Linked DNA regions of Homo sapiens: region 1 is linked to region 2. A link is an interaction called in ENCODE POLR2A ChIA-PET data of the cell type or tissue named here. Cell type or tissue: PC-9. All regions are shown on one strand. Links, peaks and the distances in the headings refer to the core of each region. The heading gives the core; the rest is flanking DNA. Region 1 overlaps VIPAS39 (VPS33B interacting protein, apical-basolateral polarity regulator, spe-39 homolog). Region 2 overlaps SPTLC2 (serine palmitoyltransferase long chain base subunit 2).

The links. Peaks named below come from ENCODE experiments on the same cell type or tissue, not always from the same donor. Only the 100,000 strongest peaks of a DNase experiment are listed, where the experiment ranks them.
Region 1: POLR2A ChIA-PET joins it to region 2 with 6 read pairs; 4 of 35 experiments call an interaction of 5 or more read pairs at or near these places.

The regions. Positions count from the first base shown.
Region 1 is chr14:77,434,454-77,451,873 of GRCh38, forward strand. It overlaps VIPAS39 (VPS33B interacting protein, apical-basolateral polarity regulator, spe-39 homolog), which reads right to left. Exons shown (of 20, transcript NM_001193315.2): 4 at 16,734-16,880; 5 at 15,261-15,299; 6 at 14,840-14,904; 7 at 14,041-14,097; 8 at 9,796-9,888; 9 at 8,666-8,699; 10 at 8,107-8,209; 11 at 6,613-6,640; 12 at 3,355-3,428; 13 at 1,391-1,466; 14 at 806-940. Among named protein-coding and RNA genes, the nearest start is that of VIPAS39, 14 kb to the right of the region's middle. In PC-9, for the core only: no CTCF peak of the experiment used is centred there; no DNase peak of the experiment used is centred there.
Region 2 is chr14:77,503,331-77,509,652 of GRCh38, forward strand. SPTLC2 (serine palmitoyltransferase long chain base subunit 2) reads right to left here. Exons shown (of 12, transcript NM_004863.4): 12 at 2,667-6,322. Among named protein-coding and RNA genes, the nearest start is that of ISM2, 7.7 kb to the left of the region's middle. In PC-9, for the core only: no CTCF peak of the experiment used is centred there; DNase peaks (open chromatin) are centred at 5,081 and 5,761; H3K27ac peaks cover 1,978 bases.

The DNA of each region.
Region 1 (17,420 bases), core at 7,592-10,091, 65 kb before region 2:
GGAATAGTCAGATACCACTATAAGCTGGCTTATCAAGAACTGGAGTAATAAGTATGGTGCCTTTTCCCATTTTCTGCTAATCCAAATAAGGAGAAAATGTCTGCCTGTTATCATGGAATCCATACTTCTTTGAAAAATTTAGAAAGAAAAAAAGAGTAGCCAGGCGCGGTGGCTCTCACCTATAATCCCAGCACTTTGGGAGGCTGAGGCAGGTGGATCACGAGGTCAGGAGTTCAACACCAGCCTGGCCAACATGGTGAAACCCTGTCTCTACTAAAAATACAAAAAAAAAAAAATTAGCGGGGAGTGGTGGCGCACACCTGTGATCCCAGCTACTCAGGAGGCTGAGGCAGGAGAATTGCTTGAACCCAGGAGGCGGAGGTTACAGTGAGCCAAGATCGCACCACTGCACTCCAGCCTGGGCGACAGAGCAAGACTCCATCTCAGAGAAAAAAAAAAAAAAAGTATCCATAGCTACTTGCCACCCTACTGCTTTTCTCCACATCATGCTAATCCATTTGATATTGTGGACCTTTGAACAGAGACTTCTACAGGTAACAGCACCAGGGACAGAACTTGCTATGCTAGCATGCCAGCTCACTTGAAGCTACAAACCTTACAAACCTCTTTTCCCTCCTGGCCAGATGAGGCCCTCTTACCCCTGGTGAGGGCCAGGAAAGCTTCCAGGTGGATTTCTGAGAACTATACATACCCATTATTAATAGAGTACATAAAAGTACTGGATTTGAACTATCTTCTTTTTGTGCAATGAGAGTTTGTGGAATCTTCCATATTTTGCCTGTACCTCAGCCTCTGTGTAGTGATAGAAGCAGGAGTAGAAAAGTGTTGTCACTAGTGGCATGTTGAGGATGGAGGCTTTGCGGGGGTGCTTTCGGAAGATCTCAGTCTGTCCTGCTGATTCTAGATGGCGATCATTTGCCTGTGGTGGAGTGAGCCAAGTGAAAAAAAAAAAAAACAATGTCCATGGAGTAGAGGCAGGAGAAAAATCTTTTAATACTACAGCAGTTGTGTTTCCCACCCTAGGAGAGAAACAAAGAACAGAAAAAGAAAGAAATTGCCTAGGATATCCCCAGAGTAGTTTAAAATCCATCAAATGATCATGAATCCACATTGGATGGAAACAAATAGAAGTGGGGAGGACATGGGAGATTCGGGATGAAGAAGAAATACTTCCAGGTTAACAGCTGGTAAGAGGAAAAAGGATCCTAAAAACAATGGAGGAAGGGGGCTATTGTGTACAGGCAGAAAATGAAAGGCTTTTAGAAACCAGTAAGAAATGACCCACGTGCAGAGCATAGAAATCTCCTAGATGCTGAACGGCACTGAGCCTTGGCACTGAAGCAAAAGATATAGAGATGAAGAGTCTAACCTCAATAATGATCTGACGTTCCAGGAGCGTGTAATGGTCCTGTATGTGTGCGGAATCTTCTGCTGAAAATGGCAAACTGGTAGAGTGCCAGAAGGTTAGTACCTTTCTCTATTCAAACAAGGAAACAAACCCAACTAAACCAAATCGCCAGCATAAGTATAAGAGGCTCACGGTGCCTCACAAGTCTGATCTCAGTTCACCTTTAGAGCGTCCCTTAAAGAAAGACATCGCATGAATGGCGTGAATTTCATATTAAAGGTTTTGCCAATTCAAGAGGGATCCTGAGAGTCCACAAAATACTTATAGTCACTCATAATTTTGCTGATAAATGAATTAGAATCCTCTCATTTTGAGAGTTGGAATATTTGGTGAATGAGTCACAAAGCTAATGAGTGAGCCTAGGCAACTGCCCATCATCCACATCCCAGTGAAATTCTGTGGCTTGTGCTTAACTTACTGAGGGGACACCTAGATTTGTTAGCCATTTTTTTATGGCAGAGTACAAAAGGTAAATTAAATTACATGCCATGGTGGTATGTTTATAGATCAGCAAATATCACAAATGTCAAGGGTCCCATCTTCAACACTGCATTATGTTTTTTGTTTGTCTGCTTGTTTTGAGATGGAGTTTCTCTGTGTCACCCAGGCTGGAGTGCAGTGGCATGATCTTGGCTCACTACAACCTCCACCTCCTGAGTTCAAGCAATTCTCCTGCCTCAGCCTCCAGAGTAGCTGGGACTACAGGCGTATGCTGCCACGCCCAGCTTATTTTTGTATTTTTAGTAGAGACAGGGTTTCACCATGTTCGCCAGGACGGTCTTGATCTCCTAACCTCGTGATCCACCTGCCTCAACCTCCCAAGGCGCTGGGATTACAGGCGTGAGCTGCTGCGCCCGGCCACATTATTGTTATACATGAAGATGCTGAGGGACAGCGTCTTGCCAAAAAGTCATGTGGTCAATGGGGAAGGCCAAGAATAGAAGCCAGATTTTAAATGCCCAGTTCACAGATATATCTTTTAGAAAGTGCTGCATTATTCCCCATACTCTGCTCACTCCAGGAAGAATTCTGAGTTTTAATTACACTATTCCAGATAAGTTTTAGCCATAGTGAATTTTTAGAAGAGATAAAGAGAGATGCTATAAATTCTAGTTACTTCACTATTTTAACTTTTCTCCTTGTTTTCCAGAGGCCATATAACATATCTCAGTATTTGGTAACATTAAATGGATTTCACTGATATAATCAAATTTCTAAACATGAAGCCGGGAAATCATGTCACATGAGGAATGGTTGAAACAACCATGAGTACTGAACCTGAAGAAGCAAGGACTACTGGGTAGACTCTACACCTGTCTTGAAAGATACAGGGAAGCAAATTTCAGCTTAACGTAAGGAAGCACTTTCCAATAACGAAGGTTGTTCAAAAACAAACTGAGCTGTTTCAAGAGCAACGGGCATCCTGTCACAGGAATATGTGGAGCTGGGTTTTGCAATAAGTTAAATTCTGGATGAAAGCTTGCCCTGGATCAGTGGTTCTTGGACTTTGGGGTTTCAAGGACCAGTAACACTGAAAAAATGCATCAGGTCCCTAAAGTATTGCTATCTTTTTATTACCTAAGGTCATAAAAAAAGGTACAGCTCATTTTAGTACCAAAGAAGAAGAGAAGAGTGAGGACAAAATCCTACAATAAAAGATAACCTTTCAAATTAAATAAATTTAGCTTTAGGAAAAAAAATCTCTCTACATTTGTCTTTTTTTTTCCTCAGTTTACCATCAAGCAGTGGAAACTCTGCTGGGGACTAGTGTGTGAACACCACTGCATGAGGTGACCCTGAATGATGCTGGTATGATTCATTGTTAGCCCTCCCCTTCCTGCCTATCCATTCCACCCTTTTTAATTTTCTTCATTCCTTCTGGGTAAAGGTATTTATACTTAAAATCATTTTTCCCCCATACTTACCCAACACAGGTTTTAAGAAATTCTTTTCGTTTGTCAGGGTCCTGAATGTTCAAATGCTCTCGATAATGAGATAGCTACAAAAAGCAGAAAAAGGCTTTGAGGTATTTTGTCTCCTTAGATGAGGGAGATAGCTGATTAACTGAACTTCCCATGCTTTAAAAAAACAAATTCTTCATTTCTGGGTATAGATGGTTATTGGAGGCGGGTGGGGGGATAGGCAAAGAGTGACTAAGTATCATTAGTAGGTTTATCTATAACTGCACTGTACGATACAATAGCCACTAGCTACAACTGTTTCTTTAAATTTAAATTAATTAATGTAAAAATTCACCTCCTTAGTTAACACTAACCACTTTTAAAGAACTCAACAGCTACATGTGACTAGGAGCTACTATATTGGACAACACAAATATGGAAAATTTTTTTTTTTTTTTTTTTGAGACGAAGTCTCACTCTTGTTGCCCAGGCTGGAGTGCAATGGCACAATCTCAGCTCATTGCAACCTCTGCCTCCCAGGTTCAAGCGATTCTCCTGCCTCAGCCTCCCAAGTAGCTGGGATTACAGGTGCCCACCACCATGCCTGGCTAATTTTTGTACTTTTAGTAGAGGCAGGGTTTCACTATGATGGCCAGGCTGGTCTCGAACTCCAGACCTCAGGTGACCTGCCCAACTTGGTCTCCCAGTGTGCTGGGATTACAGGCGTGAGCCACCACGCCCGGCCCAAATATGGAATATTTCTATCATTGTAGAAAGTTCTATTGGCCAGTGCTGACCTATAATGAAGCACTGAGTAGATAGAGTACCAAGCTTTACCTTTAAGTTTCACTTTAGCCTCAGTATTTAACCAAAAATGAATATTTTGCTTCAGCTTTAGATTTTGAAAAGTCCAAGAGCTAAATACCTATTTCAGTGTTATTTTTGGCATCCTTGACCATGTACATGATCAATGGTAGTATGATCATGTAAATATCTAACAATTAACATCAGTAATATAAATAGGGCATGTCATTCTGACTCACTGTTCATAAATATTCTCAGATTGAGCCAACAGATGTATACAAAAATGTAAATGTATATAAAAATGTAAATGTAAAAATGTAAATAACATAAGACAGAATAACAGAAATTACATATCATAATCCAATCTTCGTAAAATAGTTCATATAAAATAGTTGGTATACAATCATTCCTAATATTAAAGAAAGTAACCTTTAAGAGCTATAGTTAATTTTTTGTTATTCAATTCCATTTCATCCTTAGGTCTTTCAAGAAAAGTTCTACATGGGAAACCTTCATATTCTGTGGGCATACACTAAAAGTGTACTATCAGCTTTGCCACTTCCAAAGTTTACAAGGTTGAAAAACTCAAAATCTATATACAACAACATGCATGATAAATCATCTTCAATTCGAACATAATGAGTATAAAGAAAATAAAGTTTTAGATAAAAATGAGTTACCCAAAACACATTTATTCTCACTAATGAAAATCAAAACAAAAAACTTTATAAGAATGCTGTAAGAAGAAAAATCCTTATAGTTTTGAACTTACAGAGATTTAAAAATATAAACAAACAGCTTTTCAAATGATTACTACAGGCTGCCAATCATTTTTAGTTGATTAAGAAAATGGATTTTTCAGATTCTCTCATGCTTTGAATATTAAGTACAAGTTCCTTTCAGAAAACATGTTACTGAGCCAGGTGAGGTGGTTCACATCTGTAATCCCAGAACTTTGGGAGGCCAAGGTGGGAGGATAGCTTGAGGCTAGGAGTTCAAGACCAGCCTGGCAAACAAAGTGAGACCCCCGTCTCTACAAAAAGATTTTTAAAAATTAGTCAGGTGTGGTCGTGTGCACCTGTAGTCCCAGCTACTTGGGAGCCTAAGGCTTGAGCCAGGAATTGAGAGTCTGCAGTAAACTATATGATCACGCACCACTGTACTCCAGCCTGTCTCGAAAAAAAAAAACCATGTTTCTGAAAAGCATTTTCAGTATTATATATATAATTATGCTGTTCAAAGGTTAACAATATTTAATGTGCCAACTGAATGTCTGTATGGATATCACAAATGTGTTGTACAATAACTAAAAAAGCAATCCTGCCATCGACAGTGCTGAGAAATTCTTTGAGACAAGGTCTCATTCTTTCACCCAGACATGACCTCCCAGACTTAAGCGATTCTCCTACCTCAGCTTCCCAGGTAGCTGGGACTACAGGCATGCGCCACCATGCTTTGCTAATTTTTTAAATTTTTTTTTAGAGATGGGATCTCACTATGTTGCCCAGGCTGTTCTCTAACTCCTGGACTCTAGTGTTCCTCCCACCTCAGCCTCCCAAGTGCTGGCATTACAGGCATAAGCTACCGTGCTTGGCTGGAAATTCTTATTCCTGCCAAGTTTTTTTTTTTTTTTTTTAACATGAATTGCTGAAGTTTTAATAATACAACTGAGTTTTTGGTAAAATTTCAGATTTATTCTTGTATTCCAGGAGTTCATTCCATGATTGTGAAAATCTGCCAAAATTTAATCTTAACACCTGGCCATTGAATTCTCAGCCAAAACGTGTATTGGGTGTATCATCAACTTGACCTATCTTCCTTCTTGACCTATATCTGGTTTCTTATCCTCTTAGCCTTCAACATTTTCTTTGTGAGAAGCCAAAACCCCAAAACTCCTAACAACCAGGACCTGAAAACAACCGAAAAACAAATTACAAATTGACCAGGCCAATTTTCACATGTTTATTTTTTAAAATTTATTCATAAGCCCAACCAAAAGAGCATATAAAAAGAAAGAATACATCATTTGGATTAAGTTTTCAGGTTTTCCAGGTGCCTCTCTCTTCTGTATATAATCAATATCAAAGGAAATAGTTCAATCAGTCTGGGATCTTGGAGGCGGGGGTTTGGCTTAGATTTCTGGGTTCGTGAGACAGAGTCTCACTCTGTTGCCCAGGCTGGAGTGCAATGGCACGATCTCAGATCACTGCAACCTCCCCATCCCAGGTTCAAGCAATTCTCCTGCCTCAGCCTCCCAAGTAGCTGGGATTACAGGTGCGTGCCACCACACCCAGCTAATTTTGTATTTTTAGTAGAGACAGGGTTTCACCATGTTGGCCAGGCTGGTCTTGAACTCCTGACCTCAGGTGATCCACCCACCTCGGCCTCCCAAAGTGCTGGGATTACAGGCGTGAGCCACTGTGCCCAGCCTAGATTTCTGTTAAACAGGTACCCAACTGAAACAAAGGCCACACTTACCGCAAGCTCTTCTGTTCTATCTAGGAACCTGGGAAGAAGCAGAAGGGAGCAGGGCATTTGTATCTATTGATGTGTGGCAGTATAACCTCACAAAATCGAGTGCCTCCTCTAGGAGAAACACAATTCAAACTCATTTCCCTCTATACACAAGATAAATGGTTGATCAGATATCATTGTTCCCCTGGTCTCTCTGGCTGAACAAAAAGCAAGGACAAGAAGGTACTGCAAGGAACTAATAACTTTGTTAACAGTTCTGACAGGGAGGCTCAGAGCCACCTACTCTAGCCCACAGAAAACTTGGTTGTTGTTTTTTTTTTTCCTAAGATTAAAGCACTATTCTCTGTCAATACAATCTTGAAAACAGATTTTCTATATTGTTCTTTACTGTTTTCATGGACAGAGTACAATGTGTTTTGTCTCCCCCAGACCTTGGAGCACCAGGACTTTTGTCTTCTGATTCTTCTTTACTCTGAATAGACCACCATAATTAACATTACCATTTTGGCATGGAGGTGATGCCTGATAAAGCCCTGTTGGTTGGGAAAGAGTAAGGGAGGGAAGGAAGGAGGGAGGAAGCAGCCAGCCTCTGTGACCATGTCTTCTTTTGCAAATTCCTGGCTAACATCTGTAATCTTGACCCTAACCAGGTAACCTGCTTTTCCCCACCTCAGTCTTTTGGGGAGCTCATTGCTGTGCTGGAGTCACTGGATATCAGTCACCTTGGGCCACATGTCAGTCTAAACAGAGGTTCTAACCCTTTCTCTGACACTGAAGAAAAGACATCATGTGCACATATTTTAATCCAAAGGTGGGAAATAGTCCCCACTGACTGGAATTAGAGGGAAGAAAAACATGATAGAAGACCTCAGCCCTCTTTACCCCCAGCAGACATGCCTACCTCTCACCTATCAGAATCCTACCTAGTTTCATAGGCCCATGCAAATCCTAATCACTTCCATGAGGCTTTCCCTGGGTATCCTGACTGAAAATATTTTCTTCTTCTCTTCTACTGTACTTCCCACTGGTATCACTTAGAATCAAGTAATAAAAGATACCTTTATTCTAGGTCTTTTGTAAGAAAACACTTAATAAATACTAATACTACAAACTAGGTATTATGCTAAGTGCTGGCTCACATACTAGCCCTTCATCTTCATAATAACCCTGTGGGTAGGTGTCATCATCTCCATTTGATCGATGTGAAAAACTCATGAAGAGGGTTGATAACTTGGCCAAGGTCACTCAATGAATGATGTGGGAGACCTATAATAGCATTCAACCCAAGTGCATGTGACTCCAAAGCCTGGTTCTTAACCAACTTGCACCTTATCATAAGCTATGCTGTACTGCTAGTTATCCCCTCACACTTCAATAGCTTGTCTTCCAAGCACTTCCAGGAAAAGGGCAGTTGGCGTCTTCTATTCCTTTGTATCCCTCAGAGTGCTTTGAAACAAGTACTTACTAAACTTTATAGACCAGATGATCAGTTCTTACCTGAAGAGGTCTAAAAGCAACTTTTGATCCCCTATTTCCTTAAGGAAGTGAATAAGATGTCTCAGGGCAACCTGTCGCACCTCCAGCTCTCGGAAGAGGATCTCTGTCAGACAGTCAGGAGTTAAGTTGAGAAAGATTAAAGCCAATTAGTCAAGTGTGAAATTGGTCTCCCTACTCACACATTCCAAATATTATCTCATCAAACCCTAACAAAAGCTAAGAATGGTTTACCCCTATGTCTTAATTCACCATCAACACACTCAGCTCATAGCCATTAAATCAGCTTTTCATTTCACACCAACCCAAACAGCAGGCACTTAGCATGGACTCTGACTTCTTCAAACCAACACAGCCATCTGAGGGGGCTCTGTGGTTAATGTAGTCATCACCCTAAAGGACGCCCTCAGAGATGTGATTTGTGCTCTGAAGTCTCAGGCCACCCCACTTGTCTCTGAAATAGACTTGACTAATGAATTCTGGTATGAAAGGCACATGGCATTCTCCCCTCGAATGTGGCAGACACCTTGCTGACTGAAGATTTCCTGCAAGCCATTCTCACCTTTGCTCAGTGTCCTCTTCAGGAAAATCAGAACCTACAGGAAAAAAGAACAAAGACTGTGCAAACTTTCCAACACAGAGTCATGCCCTGAGCACTACAGACACGGGGCCAGCAACTCATTAGCAATCTCTGAAGGTATAGCCAACAGCTCTGTATGTGATGCAAGGAAAGCCAATGGCTATCTGGAACTGAGCTGTGTCTTGAGAGTCCACACACCCGTGCCCATGCTGCTGAGAGACACCTCCCTCTGAAAGAGGATACGCTCACATCTCTTCTCCCTCAGATTGTTTTATATAACACATAGTAGCCAACCTTGTGTGTCTTGGTTACAATCAACGGTTTCACATAGGCTGGGCATGGTGACTCATGCCCATAATTCCAACACTTTGGGAGGCTAAGGCAGGGAGATTACTTGAGCCCAGGAGTGTGAGATCAGCTTGGGCAACATAGCAAGACCCTGTCTCTACAAAAAAATTTAAAAATTAGCCAGGCAAGGCCAAGCGTGGTAGCTCACGCCTATAATCCCAGCTCTTTGGGAGGCCGAGGCTGGTGGATCACCTGAGGTCAGGAGTTTGAGACCAGCCCAGCCAATGTAGTGAAACCCCATATCTACTAAAAATACAAAAATTAGCTGGGCATGGTGGCCCACGCCTGTAATCCCAACTACTTGGGAGGCTGAGGCAGGAGTATCACACAGTGAGCCAAGATTGTCCTACTGCACACTAGCCTGGGCGACAGAGTGAGACTCCATCTCAAAAAAAAAAAAAAAAAAACTAGCCAGGAATGGTGGTATGCACCTGTGGTCCCAGCTACTCGGGGACCTGAGGTGAGAGGATCACTTAAGCTCAGGAGGTCGAGGCTACAGCGAGCCATCATCACACCACTGCACTTCAACCTGGGCAACAGAGCAAGACCCTGTCTCCAAAAAAAAAAAAAAACAGGGTTCCACGCTTAGTGCATGTGGCACCAGCTAAGCCCTTAAAGCACAGATTACTTAGAATCCTACACCTCCAAGGGGAATCCAGGATCTTTACTTAACATTTAACACAAAATGTTAGTCTATTTGATTGGATTTTCAGAAACTAGTGAAAACAATAATTAAACAAACAACAACAAATCCGACAACTCACTGCAGTAATGACGTTTCCATCATGCATGCTTACTGCCTCTTCTAGGAGTTGTAGTTTGTCCTGTAAGGAGCGGAATCTCTCTAGTGAGCAAACCTGGCAGAATAACACTAGAATTAGTACACAAGAAGACAGTTTTCTTTATTCCTTTGTTGCTGGATACTAAAGAATAAGCAATAATGAAACAAAATGTCCCCAAGGAGAGTCTCTTTATTTTTACCCTATGGTCCCCAGCACTTATAAAACAGTTGGCTCCCACCACCCTCTCTAGTTCAGCCTGCTGCCCTATAAGATGCTAATGTCCTGAAGTCTTGATAAAGTCAACAGAAATCACTTGTTCTTTTTGAGACGGAGTCTTGCTCTGTCACCCAGGCTGGAGTGCAGTGGCTCAATCTCGGCTCACTGCAAGCTCCGCCTCCCAGGTTCACACCATTCTCCTGCCTCAGCGTCCTAAGTAGCTGGGACTAGAGGTGCCCGCCACCATGCCCGGCTAATTTTTTTTTAGTAATTTAATTTTTAGTAGAGACGGGGTTTCACTGTGTTAGCCAGGATGGTCTCGATCTCCTGACCTCGTCATCCACCCACCTCAGCCTCCCAAAGTGCTGGGATTACAGGCATGAGCCACCGCGCCCAGCCAATCACTTGTTCTTTTTTAAGAACCCTTATTCATAATTTGCATACAGTAAAACATACCCTATTTAAGTATATAGTTCAGTGATTTTTTTTTTTTTGAGACGGAGTCTCGCTCTGTCGCCCAGGTTGGAGTGCAGTGGCGCAATCTTGGCTCACTGCAAGCCCCGCTTCCCGGGTTCACACCATTCTCCTGCCTCAGCCTCCCGAGTAGCTGGGACTATGGGCACCTGCCACCACACCCGGCTAATTTTTTTGTATTTTTAGTAGAGACAGGGTTTCACCATGTTAGCCAGGATGGTCTTGATCTCCTGACCCCGTGATCCACCTGCCTCAGCCTCCCAAGGTGCTGGGATTACAGGCGTGAGCCACCATGCCCAGCCAGTATCTCATAGTTTCAACTCACATTTTCTTGATAACTATAATTTTAAGTATCTTTTAAAGTGATTATTGGTCATTCATGTATCTTCTTTTGTGATGTGTCTGGTCAACTCTTGTGCCAATTTTTTTATCAGACTGTACTTATCACTAAGCTAAGAGTTTTGTTGTTGTTGTTGTTTTATCTGAGACAGGGTCTCACTGTATTGCCCAGGCTGGAGTGCAGTGGCATGATCATGGCTCAGTGCAGCCTCGACTTCCTGGGCTCAAGCAATCCTCCCACCTCAAGCCTCCTGAGTAGCTGGGACCATAGGTAAGTGCCATCACACCTGGCTAATTTTTATTTTGTAGAGATGGGGTCTTGCTATATTGCCAGGTTTAATAAAAGTTTTATATATATTCTGGCCAAGTACAGTGGCTCACGCATATAATCCCAGCACTTTGGGAGGCCAAGGCAGGCAGATCACCTGAGGTCAGGAGTTTGAGACCAGTCTGGCCAACATGGTGAAACCTCCTCTCTACTAAAAATACAAAAATTAGCCAGGCATGGTGGCACACACCTGTTAATTCCAGCTACTCAGGAGGCTGAAGCAGGAGAATCACTTGAACCTGGGAGGCGTAGGTTGCAGTGAGCTGAGATCGCACCACTGCACTCCAGCCCGGGCGACAGAAGGAGACTCCATCTCAAAAAAAAAAAAAAAAAGTTTTATATATATTCTGGATGAAAGTCCTTTATAATATACGTGTTTTGAAACTACTTTCTCTGAGCTATGGTGGTCCTTTCATGGCTTTAACAGTGGTTTCTAAAAAAAAAATAAAAGTTTTAAATTTTGATGAAGTCCATTTTATCAATTTTTTCATTTATGGTTCATGCTTTTTGTGTCCTAGGTAATAAATCTTTGCCTAAGTCAAGATCATAAAGATTTTCGTCTATATTTTCTTCTAGAAGTTTTATAGCTTTAACAATTAATTTACATTTAGGTCTATGATCCATTTTATTTATTCATTTTTTCATTCCCAATCCTTAGAACCTGTGAAGTATAATCCATTTTATCTGCTTTTTTTTTAGAGAGAGGGTCTCGCTCTCTCGCCCAGGTTGGAGTGCAGTGATGCAATCACAGCTCACTGCAGCCTCAGCCTCCAGGGCTCAACTGATCTTCCTGCCTCAGCCTCCTGAGTAGCTAGGATTATAGGCACAAGCCACCACACCTGGCATTATGATCCATTTTGATCCATTAATTATTATGATCATTGCCAATTCTACCAAAATTGATCTGTACATTCAAGGCAATCCCAATAAAAATCTCAACAACTCTTTTGTAGACACTGCCAAGGTGCTACTAAAATCGATATGGAAGTATAAAGGATCTAGAACAGCCAAAACAATTTTGGAAGAGAACAACATTGAAGGTTGAAAGCTTCAACAAAGTTGAAGTATCTTGATTTCAACATTTATATAATAATCAAGACTGTAGTATTAGCTTAAGGATAAATAATCCAATGAACTAGAATAAAGAGTCCAGAAATAGGCCTACACATATATGATCATTAATTTTCTTCTTATTTTTTTCTTCTTGAGACAGGGTCTTGCTCTGTTGCCTAAGCTGGAATGGAGTGGCACAATCTCGGCTCATTGCAGCCTCGACCTTCAGGGCTCAAGCAATCCTTCCATCTCAGCCTCTCAAGCAACTGTGACTAAAAACATATCCTGCTATAAGATTATAAGTTACATTTATATATTTATAATTATAAATTATAATATACATTTATATTATAAATTAGCCACACCTGGCTTTTTTTTTTTTAAGATGGAGTTCCGCTCTTGTTGCCCAGGCTGGAGTGCAATTGCACAATCTCGGCCACCAGGTTCAAACGATTCTCTTGCCTCAGCCTCCTGAGAAGCTGTGATTTACAGGCATGTGCCACCACGCCCAGCTAATTTTGTATTTTTAGTAGAGACGGGGTTTCTCCATGTTGGTCAGGCTGGTCTTAAACTCCCAACCTCAGGTGATCTGCCTGTCTTGGCCTTCCAAAGTGCTGGGATTACAGGCATGAACCACCGTGCCCGGCCGCACACCTGGCTAATTTTTTTTTTTTTATCATTTGTAGAGACACGGTCTCACTATGTTGCCCAGCCTAGTCTTGAACTCCTGGGCTCGACAGATCCTCCCACCTTGGCCTCCCCAAGTTCTGGGATTACAGGCATGAGCCACTGTGACTGGCCCGATTTTCAACAAAAGCATCAGCAGGATAATTCAATGGGGAAAGGATAGTTTTTTCAACAAATAGTGCTGGAACAAATGGAGATCTACATGGGGAAAACAATTAAACTCAAACCCTTACATCACACCATATGCAAAAATGAACTCAATGAATCACAGATCTAACATAAAAGATTGTTCTCACTCTCTTTTTTTGGGCAGGGGGGCGGAGTTTCACTCTTGTTGCCCAGGCTGGAGTGCAGTGGCACGATCTCAGCTCACTACAACCTCCACTTCCCAGATTCAAGTGATTCTCCTGCCTCAGCCTCCCGAGTAGCTGGGATTACAGGTGCACGCCACCACGCCCGCCTAATTTTTTGTATTTTTAGTAGAGATGGGGTTTCACCATGTTGGCCAGGCTGGTCTAGAACTCCTGACCTCAGGTGATCTGCCTGCCTTGGCCTCCCAAAGTGCTGGGATTACAGGCGTGAGCCACCATGCCCGGCTTCTCTTTTTTTTTTTTGAGACGGAGTCTCACTCACCAGGCTGAAATGCAGTGGTGCAATCTCAGCTCACTGCAACCTCCACCTCCTGGGTTCAAGTGATTCTCCTGCCTCAGCCTCCCGAGTAGCTGGGACTACAGGTGCCTGCCACCACACCCGGCTAATTTTTTATATTTTTAGTACAGATGGGGTTTCACCATGTTGGCCAGGATGGTCTTGATCTCTTGACCTCGTGATCCACCCTCCTCGGCCTCCCAAAGTGCTGGGATTACAGGCGTGAGCCACCACCCCTGGCCCTGGCCTCTCACTCTTAAATGTACTTTTCCCTCTCATCCATCACTCTTTCCCCACTACCCCATCAAAGCAACAGTAATGGAGAATCAGAAATTTTGCCACTGACTTTCAACCTTAGTGGATTTATTTTCCCCCTGAAATTCATTGAACAAATGAGAACTGAAGAGAGGTCAAGAAATCTTCCCTGTGTGAACAAGCTGCCCAGCTTCCCAAAGAACCTCACAAAAATTCTCTGTCCTTACCTTGCCCTTCCGGAGACGTCGCACTGTATCACTGGGGCTCCAGTCATTGCTGTAATCCTGGAATATTAGCAATACGTGAATCCCAGGAAGTTAAGGAATCAAATTTATCAGCATACCCGCTCCTCAACTCAAACTCAGTCTTAGTGTCTAAGGGGGAAATAATTTGTGGGAGGGAATGGATGTGAAAAAAATGAAGAAATGGGACGGTTTTGTTTTGAGTTTCTGAAGGAACTAGAGCAGGGGCAATATAGATAGGAGGAGATGGATCAAAGAGGGAGGAGCCAATTGACAAAGCCAGTAGCCCCATGCCTACCAGTTCAGGACTGCAACCTCTAGATGAATTAGAATCACGTTTTAGGATTCTAACAATTAATGCCTTTGGCCAACAGAAGGAAAGAGAGAGATGTTGGAGACATGTTCCTTTTCCGACCTTAGGATATGGTTTCTTCCTTATGAATCAATTTGCTTTATTTGTTTCATGGGAATATGAGCTCTACCAGGCTTCCAGACTGCAGTGATGATCACTGGGTTTCAAAGTACAGCCTTCAAGTGGGAGCATAATGAGTAAGCAAAGTATGGCAGAGCTGAGTCAGAATATAGAGATTATAAGTCTAAGTTGCACCCTTTCCCAGCTCTGAGACCCCAGGTAAGCCCTCATGTTTAGAAACCCAGTTTTCTAATCTATAAAACAGGGTTAAAAAAATATCTACTCAAATAGTTGGGAAAATCAAGCCAGGTAACATATGTCAAGGTACTTTATACTGTGGAAAGTGTCACACCAGTGTATGCTGTAACTCACCCTATACTCCCCTTTGGGTCTCCCCAGCTCTGGAGCATAGCTTTTGGCAGGTGTGTCTGACAGAGCTGAAAAAGAATAAGCAGCTGGTTCAGAAGGGCACCATGAATCCTGCTTGTCATTCCTTCCCTCTACTTCTTCGTTCTCACATTTTTTTGACTTGTGGGCTCCCAATGTTAACTTTATGGCCAAAAGCAGATCTCCGTTCTTCCCCAAAGACAGCATCCCTAGAAGTCACCTTTGCCCCTGTAGCTAGAATGATTTCTACCTCCTTAGTCAGTATCAGAAAATTCCTCTAATAATGACAGTAGATGCAGAAGAAAGTTCATCTTGTCATCTAATTACTACCTGTCCCCATAACTCCCCAGACTGTACCAGATCAGTAACATTTCCCACAGCAATTAAAAGAGGGTTCAATGCCTACCATCAGAAAGGGACTGGAAACTTCCAGGTCTAGTTCTACCTAAAGGTAAAGAACACAAGAGGGAAAAGGTCAACAGTTTCAATCAGAGCCATCCAGGCTTGGTTAAAGACACAATGTGTAACCAACTCAATAACGCAATATAGGAACTTAAGGCTTAAAAAAGGTTTTATTCATCTGTAGAAATCTGAAGTGCCATTAAAAAATGGAGCAGGGAGAAAATTTTTTTTAATTATGGTAAAATATACATAACAAAATTTACCATTTTAACCATTTTTAAGTGTATAAGTCAGTAGCATTAAGTACATTCACACTGTTGTACAACCATCACCACTATCCATCTCCAGAACTTTTTCATCATCCCAAACTGAGACTCTCTACCCTTTAACCAACTCTACACCCTTTAAACAATAACTCTCCATTCCCTCCACCCCAGCTCTTGGTAACCACCATTCTACTTCCTGTCTCTATGAATCTGACTATTCTAGGTCATACGTAAATGGAGTCATACAATATTTGTCCCTTTGTGCCTCATTTTATTTAGTATCACATCCTCAAGGATCATCCATATGGCAGCATGTATGGGAATGTCGTTCTTCTTTAATGCTGAGTAACATTCCGCTGCATGTATATGGCACATTTTGTTTATCCATTCATCCATCAATGGACATTTGGGTTGTTTCCATCTTTTGGCTATTGTGAATAATGCTACTATCAACATGGAGGTACAAATATATGTTCAAGTACCTGCTTTCCATTCTTTTTGAGATATACCCAGAAGTAAAATTGCTAGATCATATGTTATTTATTTATTTATTGAGATGGAGTTTTGCTCTGTCACCCAGGCTAGACTGCAGTAGTGCAATCTCGGTTCACTACAACCTTTGCCTCCCAGGTTCTAGCAATCTGCCTCCCTCAGCCTCCTGAGCAGCTGGGATTACAGAAGCCCCCACCATGCCCGGCTAATTTTTGTATTTTTAGTAGAGACGGGGTTTCACCATATTGGTAGGCTGGTCTAGAACTCTTGACCTCAGGTGATCCACCTGCCTCAGCCTCCCAAAAGTGCTGGGATTACAGGCGTGAGCCACCACGCCTAGCCAGTTATATGTTTACTGTTTAATTTTTTTTAAAAAACCACCATACTGTCTTCCACGGTGGCTGCACCATTTGGCATTCCCACCAACAAGGTTTTCCAACAGCAATGCACAAGGAGTAGGGAGGAATTTTGATCTAGGCAAATTTTTTCAGTACCAGTCACAGGGTTAATGTCAATTTCATTCATCATGCTATAGAAAACCAGTCCAACTCCTCTGAATTTCTCTCATTTATCTCGCTCCTAACACCCAGCTGCCACCTCCAATGAGAATGCTTTACCCTTCAATAATCTTTTTCTTACAAAGTAAATGAAAATTATGGCCTAAGATTTTTCTGGAAAAAGAGAAGGACTTCCCTATCCATTTAAGCATCTCTCTTTACCTCTAAAAAAGCTGCTCAGGGAGTAGGTAGAAGTAGGCTTGGGTAGTTGTGCATAGGAGGAGAAGCTGTTTCGGCTCTTTAGCTGTTCACGCCCCTCGTGGGTTGAGCCGCTATTACCAGCAGTCTCTCTGATGGACCATGAGATACCTGTGAGATAGTAAGAACTACATCAGCAATTCTCATCCACAATAAAGCCTTGACATCCAACATTCAATAAACTCTAAAAGCTTTTCACCAGAAGCCCTGGTCCCTTGGCCAACTTGGGGCAGGGAGAAAAGATAGAATCAAATAGACTAATCAGCAGAAAAATGGACCAAGGACATGAATAGGTGGATCACAGAAAATTCAAATGGCTCTTCAACATATGAAAAGATGCTCAACCTTACTCTTTTTTCTCTTTTTTTCTTTTTTTTTAGAGACAGGGTCTCACTACATTGCCGGAGCTCTGGAGTACAGTGGCTATTCACAATCATATCTAACAGTCATGTCTCACGTCAGCCTCAACTCCTGGCCTCAAGCCATCCATCGCCACTACCCTCCAGAGGCACACACCACCTGCCCCCAGCTTTGCTAAGAGTACTACAAATTAAAAATATAATGAGAAACCATTAGTCCCCTATAAGATGGGGAAAGATCCAAAAGCTTGATAATACCGTGTTAGCCAGGCTATAGGGAAACTGGAACCCT
Region 2 (6,322 bases), core at 3,823-6,322:
TTTGTTCCTTTTCATTGCTGAGTAATATTCCATTTTATGCACATACTACAATGTGTTTATCCATTCACCATTATGGTTTTTTGTTTCTGGTTATGCATAGTGACTGTATTCAAGTGTAAGTCCTCATGCAGACATGCTTTCATTTCTCTTAAGTATCTATAAGTGGGCCGGATGTGGTGGCTCACGCCTGTACTCCCAGCACTTTGGGAGGCTGAGGTGGGCAGATCCCTTGAGCGCGGTAGTTCAAGAGCAGCTTGGCCAACATGGCGAAACCCTGTCTCTACCAAAAATACAAAAATTAGCCAGTCTCATAACTCAGTCTCAAAATAAATAGATGAATATTTTAAAATAAAAAATTTAAATTTATCTATGAGTGGAATTGCTGTCTCAAACCTGCCAAATTATTTTCTCACGTGGATGTACCATTTGTATTCCCACCAGCAACTGATGAGAGCTCCAGTTGCTCCACATCTTTGCCAACACTTGATATTGTAATTCTTTTTAATTTCAGCCATTCTGGTGGGAGTGGTGGTAGAATTTTTGTTTTTTGGTTTTTTTTTTTTTTGAGACGGCGTCTCCCTCTGTCGCCCATGCTGGAGTGCAGTGGTGCAATCTCAGCTTACTGTAAACTCCGCCTCCCGAGTTCGCACCATTCTCCTGCCTCAGCCTTCTGAGTAGTGGGGACTACAGGCACCCGCCACCATGCCCAGCTAATTTTTTGTATTTTTTTTAGTAGAGACGGGGTTTCACTGTGTTAGCCAGGATAGTCTTGATCTCCTGACCTCATGATCCGCCACCCTCAGCCTCCCAAAGTGCTGGGATTACAGGCATGAGCCACCACGCCAGGCTTTTTTTTTTTTTTTTGAGACAGTGCCTTGCTCTGTCTCCCAGGTTGGAGTGCAGTGGTGTGATCATAGCTCACTGTAGCCTTCAACTCTTGGGTTCAAAGGATCCTCCCACCTCAGACTTCTGAGTAGCTAGGACTCCAGGCATGCACCGCCATGCTTGGCTAATTTTTCAGTTTTTTAGTAGAGATGGGGTCTTGCTATGTTGCCCAGGCTGGGGTGGTAGAATCTTATTGTAGTTTTTATTTGCACTTCCCTGATGACTAATTATGTTAAGCATTTTTTCATAAGCTTATGGGACATTAGTTTACCTCTTTTGTGAAATGTCTTTTCCATCTTTTATCTATTTTTTTATGAATAGATTACTAAATTTTAAGGGTTCTTTATAGTCTGTATAGAAAGCCTTTATCAAATACATGTATTCTGAATCTTTTACTCCAGCCTGGGGTTTGCTTTTCATTTTCAGTCTTTTGAAATTTTCATTTTGATCAAGTCCAACTTATCAATAATGCTTTTTGTGTCCTCAGAAATCATTCCTAAAGTCACAGATTTTCTCTTCTGTTTTCTTCTAGACATTTTATAGTTTTAATTTTTGTGTTCAGGTGATTTATTTTGAATTATTGTATATCTATGAGTTAAGGGTTGAAGGTCATTTCTGCCCATATGGATATTTAGTTGTTCTGGGACCATTAGTTGAATTATCTGTACTTTCCCCACTGGAACTACCTTGGCAACTCTGTTGAAAATCAACCAACCTTCTATGTGTGGGTCTATTTCTGGACTCTAGTATGTTTTACTGATCTACATGACTATCTTAATGCCAACAGTAGTGTCTTGATTACTGTAGCTTTACAGAAAGTCTTGAAATCAGGTAGTGTAAGTTCTTTTCCAAAATCGTTTGGACTATTCTAGGTCCTTTAGATTTCCATATAAACTTTATCAAATTGTCCATGTCTACAAAAACACTGAGAGTTATCTGTTTCCATACTTTAAACTCCTCACTGGGCCGGGTGTGGCAGCTCATGCCTGTCATCCCAGTATGTCAGGAGGCTGAGACGGGAGGATTGCTTGAGGCCAGGAATTCGAGACTGGGCAACACAGTGAAACTCTGTCTCCACTTTAGGTAATAATTTAAAAAATTTTTTAAAAACCCAGCCCTTTCACTAGTCTGACCCCCACCCCCTGCATAAGAGAAAGACCTCACCAAGATCTACAAAGCCCAGTGAGTCTGCCTCTACCACCTCCCCACTACCTCACCTCCCCACACAGTTTTTAATCAAGCTCCAACTGTACTTTATTTCAGACCCTCCACGTCCTCAGTTTTCTCTCTCACCCCTGTCTAAACCAGATCATGGTTACTGTCTTTTTTTTTTTTTTTTGAGACAGTCTTGCTCTATTGCCCAGGCTGGAGTGCAGTGGTGTGATCTTAGCTCACTATAACCTCTGCCTCCAGGTTCAAGCGATTCTCGTGCCTCAGCCTCCCAAATAGCTGGAATTATAGGCACGTGCCACCATGCCTGGTTAATTTTTGTATTTTTAGTAGAGACGGGATTTCGCCATGTTGGCCAGGCTGGTTTCAAACTCCTGACCTCAAGTGATCCACCTGAAGTGCTAGGATTATAGGCGTGAGCCACCGCGCCCGGCCTGGTTACTTTTACCAAGCTCTTTACTTTTCCTCCATAGCACTTAACAGTTTGTAAAATGACATGTATGTTCATGTGCTTATCTGTTTACTAGCAAGTAGGAACCACAAAGCTCAGTGTGCTGCCCATCAGAGAGATAGCACTCAATATGTATTGGTTGAATGAATAAAGGCAGATATATCTTTCTGAATATTTTATTAGGGCAAAACAAGATATTTGCATGGGATGCTTCTTAAGTCATCTCAAGTAGTTCCCCTTCAGTTCTTAACATGCACTCTCAAAATCAACACACCTACCCCAACCCAATACTCATCGCTTCACAGTCATCCAGTAAAGTACAAAATAAAAATAAAAAAATCATCATCTGGCAAAAAAGGGAAACAGGGTAAGAGAGAGTGACATTTTAACACATTACTAAAATGTTTAAGCTTTTATTTACACATCCCCTTCTCTCAGTTTCCCAGGTTATATGAACATTACAGCAATAGAAAGGGGTTATCATCACAGCATCCCCTTGCAAATTCCAGTTTACAGGTAACTTGGTCAGGGGAAAAATATGGGTCAACGAAGTAAGATCTCAGCTCTCCCATAAGCTATTGCTCTCTTCTTCTCTTTCCCCCTTCTCTTAATGTTAGCTGCCTGTTACAGAGAGGGATCATCAAGACTGTGTGGACATGCTAGCTGAATTGACAGGGTGGGTTCCAGTGTCCTGTGAAGAACCAGCAAGGATGCTTTTTATAATTCCAACCATTGGCTTCACATCACTGAGGTAACAAGACTTAATGTTAAGGGTAAAGACACCACGCCACCCTAGTCAGTGACATGTACTCCACTTTCCAGGAAGACCTGGGCCAAATGACCAAGCTTTGCAAAAGAAACCTGGGAAGAGCGTTGGAAAAAGCAGACTCTGAGTTGGCTTGAGTCTCCTCGTGCATAGAAGCATTCACTCATCCATGCAGATGGCAACAAGGCAGGACACTCAGAAAGCATAAGATCAAGGTACTGCTCTTATCTGCACCTTTCATTCAAGCTCCCCTCAAGTGCTCCAAAAGAACAGAGCTTTGGGTATTGCTTCATTAAGAACACAGTAACTGCAGTTTAAAAGCCATTGCATTCTTTAGGGTCAGTTTATTATAACTTATCCTACCAGAAAGAATCACAGTTTAAGGCCATTTATCATGTGCACTATGTAGTAAACAAAACCTTGTCCCCAGCTCCACCAAGCCACTCCCAAGGGTGGACTGTGAATGTGACACTTCCAGACTCACCAGAGATTAGAAAAAACATTTCTATTAGGGTCTTAACCTAGCCCCTTTGGTTTCCTCCCTAGAAAAGAGCTGCTTAGAAAACAGATGTCACTGGAAATGACAAAAGGAACAACAGTATTTTCTATACATTAAAAGCAAAGGGATCATTGGCTAGCACTAGCATTTATTCTGTGTGATAGGGAAGCCAGCCCTCTAATTTGGCTCTCTGGCTGGGCACATGGCAATGGCTAGGGGCCTGGGCACACCTTTTTTTTTTTTTTTTGAGACAGAGTCTCCCTCTGTCGCCAAGGCTGGAGTGCAGTGGTGTGATCTTGGCTCATTGCATCCTCTGCCTCTTGGGTTCAAGCAATTCCTGTGCCTCAGCCTCCTGACGTAGCTGGGATTACAGGCATGTGCCACCATGCCCGGCTAATTTTTGTAATTTTAGTAGAGATGAGGTTTCGCCATGTTGGCCAGACTGTTCTCGAACTCCTGGCCTCAAGCAATCTGCCTGCTTCAGCCTCCCAAAGTGTTGGGATTACAGGTGAGCCACTGCGCCCAGCCATGGGCACATATTTCATGTGGATAAAGTTGAGGCGAGAAAAAGACATGTTTTTCTCCACATGGAAGGTATTTTTTAAACTGGTTTAATGTATTAAGATGGCTGCTGGGCACTGAGCATCCACGTGAAGCAAGTAGCAGGGTATCTGTAGGTTCTGGGACTGAAAAAAAAAATCCCTGTAAGTTCTTGGCTTAGTAGCCAAAAAATAATCTTTGCTTTTTATACCTCCCCATTCACAACCCCTTTGGGCTAAGCTGATTTAAAAAACATTTTTTTCTTAGATGGGGTCTTGCTGTGTTGCCCAGGCTACGCTCAAATTCTTGGGTTTAAGCAATCCTCCGGCCTCAGCCTCTCAAGTAGCTGGGATTGCAGGCTGCATCCGCACCCAGCTCCTAACAATTTTTTTTCCCCCTCTTATTGAGCCAGGGTCTCACTCTGTCACCCAGGCTGGAGTGCAGGGGTGCAATCATGGCTCACTGCAGCCTTGACCTCCCAGGCTCAAGTGATTCTCCCACACAGGTGGGACTACAGGCAGGCACCACCATGCCCGGTTAATTTAGAAAAAAATTTTTGTAGAGACAGGGTCTATCTTGCCCTGGCTGTCCTAACAATTCATAATCTTCATGAATGTGGACAGTTTGAAGGAAAACCACTACTCTCACCTCTTTTTCTAAGCACACGGTTATAGCAAGTAGAGATTAAAGCTCATTGGCTTACCTAGAACACCAAGAGAGGAAAGATACCTTGGGAATTAGGTCATAGCAATGCTTCAAACAACAACTGCCCATAACCCTACAAATCCTTGCAAAACAACAGTTACTCACATTCTTTCTTCACGGCCTACGGCATGACTGGCAGTTCTGCACTGTTGCCCAATCCCGGATCACTAGGAACCAGAAATCCTTATCAATTTGGAAAAAGGGGAAAAACATAAAAGTAGTGGTAAATGTCATCACTTTTTTCCTCCCTGAGAAATCAGGAAATCTCTCCATGGAAGCCACTCATCCCCCTGGTTTTCACCAATAAGAAGGAAGCAAAGTGTATAACACACTAGAAAATTCAGCTAGGCTGAACTAGTTGAGAAATTTAGATGCAGGCTCCCTTAGGTAATGAAGAAATTTGAAAAAAAATTTTTTTTAAAAGCCAAAGGAGCTAGCTTAAGCCCCTAATGAAAAGCCTCCTCCTGAAATGTAAGGCTAAGTGTACAAACAGAACCAAGGCGTCTGATATGCTATCTTCAAAGCCCAGCACCACCATATATTGGTTTTCTCTAGAGTTGGAATTTTAAAAATCAAGAACTTGAAGGTACAGAAAGAAAGAAAGGCCAAATAAAGGAAGAAGGCATTACGGAGACAAATCACTGGAAGCATGTTCAACTCCTTGGTGTTTGAAGAGGCATGACACAAACATAGAGCCCTTAGTGGTTGTGTAGGATGCTTCTGTTCACCTTGATGACTACAGAAGCAAGAATCCTGTTTTAAAATCCTTGCCCTATCATGAATGTTTACGATAGTGACTAAAGCACTACGATGGCTGGATTCTTCAAACAAATAAGCAGTACTTTGGGGGTTATGGAGACTAGAAGCTTTTTTTAAAGGTAAGGATTTCTTATCCAAAGCAAAGCAAAAAGTTGAAAAAGTGCTATAAAGTCCATGCCCCTGCTAAGTTAAAGCTTAAAAAAAAAAAGATGCGAGGAGAAACCGCCACTGCTGCTTGGTCCACTCCTCATATGGGCTTTTGACATCTCCTAGCTATGCATTTCCTGGCTTCTGATGTGATCTGCTGAAAGAGGTCTTATAAACCTGAAATAGGTAACAGCAATGCTGAATAAAAAGAGGAATGAGAAAAAGTGCTAAGGACTAGTCACACCTCTATCAATCGACTCAGATGATCAGTTTTGGTAGTCATGGTTAACCGGTATCTGTTTGAATCCTATCAGAGTCTTGAATCAGGCCGTGTTAAACTGTGTAAGAAACTACTCTTGTATGCCTCAAATCGACTTATTCTCAATGACTGTATTTATAT